2 separate regions of the Homo sapiens genome follow, and region 2 is linked to region 1. The links are chromatin contacts, found by Hi-C in ENCODE. All regions are on one chromosome and are shown on one strand. The core of a region is the stretch at or near the end of the contact, and the rest is flanking DNA. Distances in the headings are between cores, read along the strand shown.

Region 1 (3,164 bases), core at 19-2,518:
AAAGGCTGTAAAAGCTGTTTTGGTAACCCATTGTGACATTAGTAGAGGTTCCTGCCTCACATGGGTAAGCAAATGGATGGCCTGTGTAGATATCCCTTAGCATATTCATTGGCTCCTGTCACTGTAGGGGGAGGCCCTTTGAAGTTGATTTGCCAGTTCTGATAATGGCCTTCCTGTGAATTTCTCCTCCCAGGCAGTGAACCCAGTATCTAAATTTCTAGCATGGTACAGTCCCTAATAACCTTGCATAAATGTGTCTCTGCTGGGTTGACTCCTCTGTTAATAATTCCTTTTTGACCGGGCATGGTGACTCACGCCTGTAATCCCAGCACTTTGGGAGGCAGAGGCGGGTGGATCACTTGAGGTCAGGAGTTCTAGACCAGCCTGGGCAACATGGTGAAACCCTCGTCTCTACTAAAAATACTAAAATTAGCCAGGTGTGGTGGCACGTGCCTGTAGTCCCAGCTACTTGGCAGGCTGAGGCACAAGAATTGCTTCAACCCAGGAGGCAGAGGTTGCAGTGAGCCGATATTGCACCACTGCACTTCAGCCTAGGTGACACTGCAAGACTCCATCTCAAAGAAAAATAAAAAATAATAATTCATTTTTGTAACCCCATGATGCCCAAATGCCCTGACCTCTCCTCTTACATGCCCTTGCATGGGATAGGGTAGCTCATCCCAAAGCTCTAGGACTCTGCCTCCTTCAAGAGGCTTATCTGCTGGTATGCTATGGTTAGTTCATCAGCTTTGGTGTTGTGTCATGCCTCTTCCATGTCTTGTCTGGTATGAGCCAAGGTACGGTGCATCAAGGTAGGCAGAATGGGAGCCACTGTAAGTGTTAGTGCAGCATCTTGGCTCTCGAGTAAATACAAATTAATACCAGGCCAAACAGTAATTTTTCTCAGGCAAGTTTTAATGGGCTTGAGCTCAATCAAAGCAAGGGAGCAGTGCCCAGGAAAAGGACCCCAGTGCTACAGCCAAAAAGGGCTCAGCTCTTGTCATTTTAAGGAAGCTGAGGCAGAGAAAGGAATGACATAGAAGCTGTGAGAGTTAAAGAAAGAGGAAAGAAACACAAAAAGTGGCTCAACAGTCAAAGACAGGTTTATTTTGGAGAATGAACCTGAGAGGGGTTTCTGGCCGATTTCAGTCAGGAGCACTCTCTCTTACAGACTAAGAGTATTTAAGTGTTTTAGGGCAAGATAGCTTATCACAGGCTTGGAATGTTTCTGTGTGGAGGAGAAGTTTATTGCGGGGTTTGGAATGTCTCCAGCTGGAGGGGAGGTTATCTCGGGGCTGGCATGTGTCTGGTTGGGGAGGGGTTTATCTTAGGGGTTGGAATGTTTCTGGTTGGAGATGTCATTTGTGATTTATGGTCATGCTGACCTTAGCTGATGCCCTTTGGATTTAGGTGGTTTCTGATCAAGGGGAATTTTAAAATGGTGGTGCTTGTCCAAGATGGTGATGTTCCTGCTCTGTCAGAAGCCTGTTTAGGCAGTTTTCTTTGTGCCTGTACAGTGGGGTGTCATGCCCTAACATACATTGCATAATTAGAAAATGGTAGATAAGCCCCAATTTGGGCAGAGATTTTCGTATTACAGTGAGATTATGAGGAAAACTCAGTGAAAGGTCAGTGCTGAAGTCCATCTTGTCTTCAGCCAACTGGATCTGGTCCAATTCTCATAGGGAATGCCAGAGTTTTGTTTTAGTAAACTTGGAATATGGTCAGGTTCTTATCAGGAATGCTAGAGTCCGGCTTTTAGCAACCTTGGGAGACATCACTTAAGGCAATAAACAGTTTCTTCTATTTGTGGTTAAGAATTCAGCCTGATCAGCTAAGTTAGGAGAGGCTTCCCTTCTGCTATGTGACTTAGGTCAGCTTGTTAAGGGAGGCAAGAAGGTAGGGGAGGGAATATGCCTGGACATGTGAGCCCCATGAGCCTCGGTCTACAAAGACCAAGTCTCTTTCCTATACTGTCTCATAATGATTATTTTCCCTACATCTTTTTACCCTGAATATCTTGGCCTTGTATTTTCCAGCTCTGATATTGCCAAAGTCCCAACCAAGTAGTTAGCTCATTAGCCATTAACCAAGAGTTCATGAAGATAGAAACCTTGGGAAAATGGCGTATCTATTGCTAGGAGTAATGCACATATGGAATGAGTGTCTGAATGGGGTTAAAGGCTGTAGCTCTCCTTGGTCTGAATTCCTTATGCCCTGTGCTCCCTCATCAGTAATGAGAGGCCATTGGTTCTCTTGTTTTGAGATTGCTGACCATCCTCCCTCCAGTCCCCACTAAGCAAGAGGCAGAGGCATTTTCAGGATTTTGGCAAGTTGACCTCAGTGGCAGGGTATGTGGCTATTTTCTCATGGAATGTTACACTCCAGTAGGACTAAATGTGAGTTGATTCTGTAAATACCATTTCCATTGTAGTAAGAAGGTTTCTGTTGCTGATCCAGTTTTACAGTAAGCTTTTTCCATTACCCAGGGCATAATAGGAATCTTGGTTCATAGGGTAAATGGGCTCTGCCCTAGTAAGGGCTTCAATTTTGATAACTAAAAAGCAGAAAATTTGTGGGTGACTGGATACGAAGAAATATGGGAGGAAGGGATGTATTGGTGCCAGAATCCCAGTGTTGATTGAATCCCTTTATTGATGTGGGAGGTTGGAGAGCTAGGAGATTCTCTTTTGCCAAATTGGGAATAGTTTACCTCTCTGAGTTCTAGGTGTAGCCCAACACTTTAACAGGTCAGGAGGGGTCTTGCACCTTATGTGGGGCAACTGTCCATCCCCTCAGTGGGGTGCTTGCTCACAGCTGTGATGACCTGTGAAACAAAGTTTTGGTCAGGACCAGTGAGGAGGATGTCACTGATATGATGCCAAAGCTAAGTTTCTTGGGGGAAGTGTGGGGCAAGCATCGGGGTCCTCTTAGCAAAGTCCAGATGTAAGTAAAGGCCTTTCACCACAGTGCAGGCAGTCAGGTAAAGCTGTGCTGTTGACTCTCAAAGGTTAAGTCAAATTGTGGTTGGCTGTCATGAAAAAATTTTAGTGAATAAAACCTGTTAGCCAAGTCTGTGCAGTAACTCTAAACCATTTACCCATGTTGTTTTGAATGTCATCCATTAAGGTGACAATATTTGGTAGAGATGCTGTAATGAAGAG
Region 2 (3,059 bases), core at 117-2,616, 1.3 Mb after region 1:
CGGTTGGCCTTCAGGTTACATTTATTAGAATGACTCACTGAAGGGAACAAATATTTCAAAAGATAAAATGTAATTTTCAATTTAGTGAATTAAAATGCAACCACGTGTAATCTGAACTCACCCACATGATCAGTGTACAGAAGAGCTTTTGATCTGTATCATGTTGTTGAAAATTCATTAGAGGCCACGCAAGCATTTCTACTTGTTGGTTGTATCATCCTGTTGGCAGGAAGACAGCTAGCACTGAGGCCAAGGGCTGTGGAGGACAACAAGTAGTGACCAGGAATGCATATCATCCTATCTGCTGTTTCCAGTCCTCATTCTCACTTTTGTCAGGATTTCCATCTGTCCTCAGAAATCAGGAAGAACCAGCATCAGGGCAAAGAGTTCAGGGGCAGTATGCAAAGCTTTACTAGTTGACATGGACATTAATGTTGGAGAGGGAACCTGTGGATCTCCTCATTTCCCTTCTCGATCGCTGTTGACTATATTCCAAGGCTAACAAAAGGTTTGCAAGACAAAATCTTGAGGACAAACCTTAAGTCTGTTAAAGTCACAGTCATGACATTTCTCAAAGTGTGATCCAGTGAACATCCACAACCCGAAATCACATGGGGTGCTTATTAAGAATGCGGGTTTTCAGGTTCTGTTAAATCAGAATCCCTCGGGGGCGGTCCCCAGGAACCTGCATTTGTAACAAATCCTTTGGGTGGTTCTGGCACATACTAGGGTTGAGGCTTCATGATCGTTTGCTATGGTGTGAATGTGTCCGCCAAAATTCAGGAGTTGGAAAATTAATCCCAGTGCAGCAGTGTTGACGGGTGAAGCCTAAATGGGAGGTGCTTAGGTCATGAGGGCTCTGCCCTCATGAACAGATTAATGTGGTTCTAAAAAGGACTTGCAGAAGTGCGTTCTCTCTATTCTGCTCTTCTGCAATGTGAGGAGAGTTTTTGCCCTTTTGCCCTTCTATCTTCTGCCACGTGAGAACGCAGCAAGGCTCTCATCAGATGCTGGTGCCTTGATCTTGGATGCCCCAGCCTCCAGAACTGCAATAAATTTCTGTTCTTTATAGATTTCCCAGTGTCAGGTATTTTGTTATAGCAGTATGAAACAGGTCAAGACTTTCTCAATCTTTACAGCATAACTGATCAGGCGCAGTGGCTCACGCCTGTAATCCCAGTGAGAGGTGACAGTGTGCTGGCAGTCCTCACAGCCCTCTCTCGCTCTGGGCGCCTCTTCTGCCTGGGCTCCCACTTTGGCGGCACTTGAGGAGCACTTCAGCCCACTGCTGCACTGTGGGAGTCCCTTTCTGGGCTGGCCAAGGCCGGAGCCCGCTCCCTCAGCTTGCAGGGAGGTGTGGAGGGAGAGGCGCGGGTGGGAACTGGGGCTGCGCGCCACAGGCCAGCTGGAGTTCCGGGTGGGCGTGGTCTTGGCGGGCCCTGCACTCGCAGCTGCCGGCCGCCCCTGCCGGCCCTGGGCAATGAGGGGCTTAGCACCCGGGCCAGCGGCTGCGGAGGGTGTACTGCGTCCCCAGCAGTGCCAGCCCACCGGCGCTGCGCTCGATTTCTCACCGGGCCTTAGCTGCCTTCCCGCGGGGCAGGGCTCCGGACCTGCAGCCCGCCATGCCTGAGCCTCCCACCCCCTCCATGGGCTCCTGTGGGGCCCGAGTCTCCCCGATAAGTGCCGCCCCCTGCTCCACGGCACCCAGTCCCATCGACCACCCAAGGGCTGAGGAGAGCGGGCGCAGGGCGCAGGACTGGCAGGCAGCTTCACCTGCAGCCCCAGTGCGCGATCCAGTGGGTGAAGCCAGCTGGGTTGAGTCTGGTGGGGACGTGGCGAACCTTTTGTCTAGCTCAGGGATTGTAAATACACCAATCGGCACTCTGTACCTAGCTCAAGGTTTGTAAACACACCAATCAGCACCCTGTGTCTAGCTCAGGGTTTGTGAACGCACCAATCGACACTCTGTATCTAGCTACTCTGGTGGGGCCTTGGAGACCCTTTGTGTCCACACTCTATATCTAGCTAATCCGGTGGGGAGGTGGAGAACCTTTGTGTCTAGCTCAGGGATTGTAAACGCACCAATCAGTGCCCTGTCAAAACAGACCACTGGGCTCTACCAATCAGCAGGATGTGGGTGGGGCCAGATAAGAGAATAAAAGCAGGCTGCGGGAGCCAGCAGTAGCAAACCACTTGGGTCCCCTTCCACACTGTGGAAGCTTTGTTCTTTCGCTCTTTGCAATAAATCTTGCTACTGCTCACTCTTTGGGTCCACACTGCTTTTATGAGCTGTAACACTCACCGCCAAGGTCTGCAGCTTCACTCCTGAAGCCAGCGAGACCACGAGCCCACCGGGAGGAACGAACAACTCCAGACGTGCCGCCTTAAGAGCTGTTAACACTCACCTGGAAGGTCTGCAGCTTCACTCCTGAGCCAGCGAGACCACGAACCCACCAGAAGGAACAAACTCCGAACACATCCGAACATCAGAAGGAACAAACTCCAGACGTGCCACCTTAAGAGCTGTAACACTCACCACGAGGGTCCACAGCTTCATTCTTGAAGTCAGTGAGACCAAGAACCCACCAATTCCGGACACACCAGCAGTTTGGGAGGCCAAGGCAGGTGGACCACTTGACATCAGGAGTTTGAGACCAGCCTGGCCAATATAGCAAAACCCTGTCTCTACTAAAAGTACAAAAATTAGCTGGGTGTTGTGGCAGGCACCTGTAATCTCAGCTACTTGGGAAGCTGAGGCGGGAGAATCACTTGAACCCAGGAGGCAGAGGTTGCAGTGAGCTGAGATTGCGCTGCTGCACTCCAGCCTGGACAAAGAGTGAGACTCCATCACATACATACACACACACACACACACACACACACACACACACACACACAGGGCGTAACTAACTCTCAGACTCCCTCTCCCCAGCTAAAGACATCTAGGCAAATTTTCATCCTGGTAGCACCCATGGGGAACTCCCTTCTCAACCTCCTTTTCCATGGAAAAATATCCATGAGCCCTGAGGATTTGAAATTCAGTTCATACAAAAGCGCCT

The links. A loop is a pair of places that touch in the nucleus more often than their neighbours do. Pooled maps may share reads with other maps.
Region 2: a map of CD14-positive monocyte shows a loop between it and region 1 (5-fold over the local background). The contact joins two enhancer-like sites. A Hi-C loop is called at or near these places in 6 of 168 maps with a recorded cell type or tissue (CD14-positive monocyte, CD4-positive, alpha-beta T cell, CD8-positive, alpha-beta T cell and 3 more), 1 of 37 single-sample maps with no recorded cell type and 8 of 50 pooled maps.

What each region holds. Positions count from the first base shown.
Region 1 is chr9:87,958,727-87,961,890 of GRCh38, forward strand. No RefSeq gene overlaps it. Among named protein-coding and RNA genes, the nearest start is that of CDK20, 14 kb to the right of the region's middle. Within about 2 kb of position 1,269, at least 3 of the 41 ENCODE cell types and tissues checked have a DNase peak (open chromatin) inside an H3K27ac peak, as active enhancers do.
Region 2 is chr9:89,281,070-89,284,128 of GRCh38, forward strand. It overlaps LOC105376136 (a long non-coding RNA gene), which reads right to left. Exons shown (of 3, transcript XR_930101.4): 3 at 1-3,059. Among named protein-coding and RNA genes, the nearest start is that of CKS2, 29 kb to the right of the region's middle. RefSeq lists an enhancer at 982-1,500. Within about 2 kb of position 1,367, at least 3 of the 41 ENCODE cell types and tissues checked have a DNase peak (open chromatin) inside an H3K27ac peak, as active enhancers do.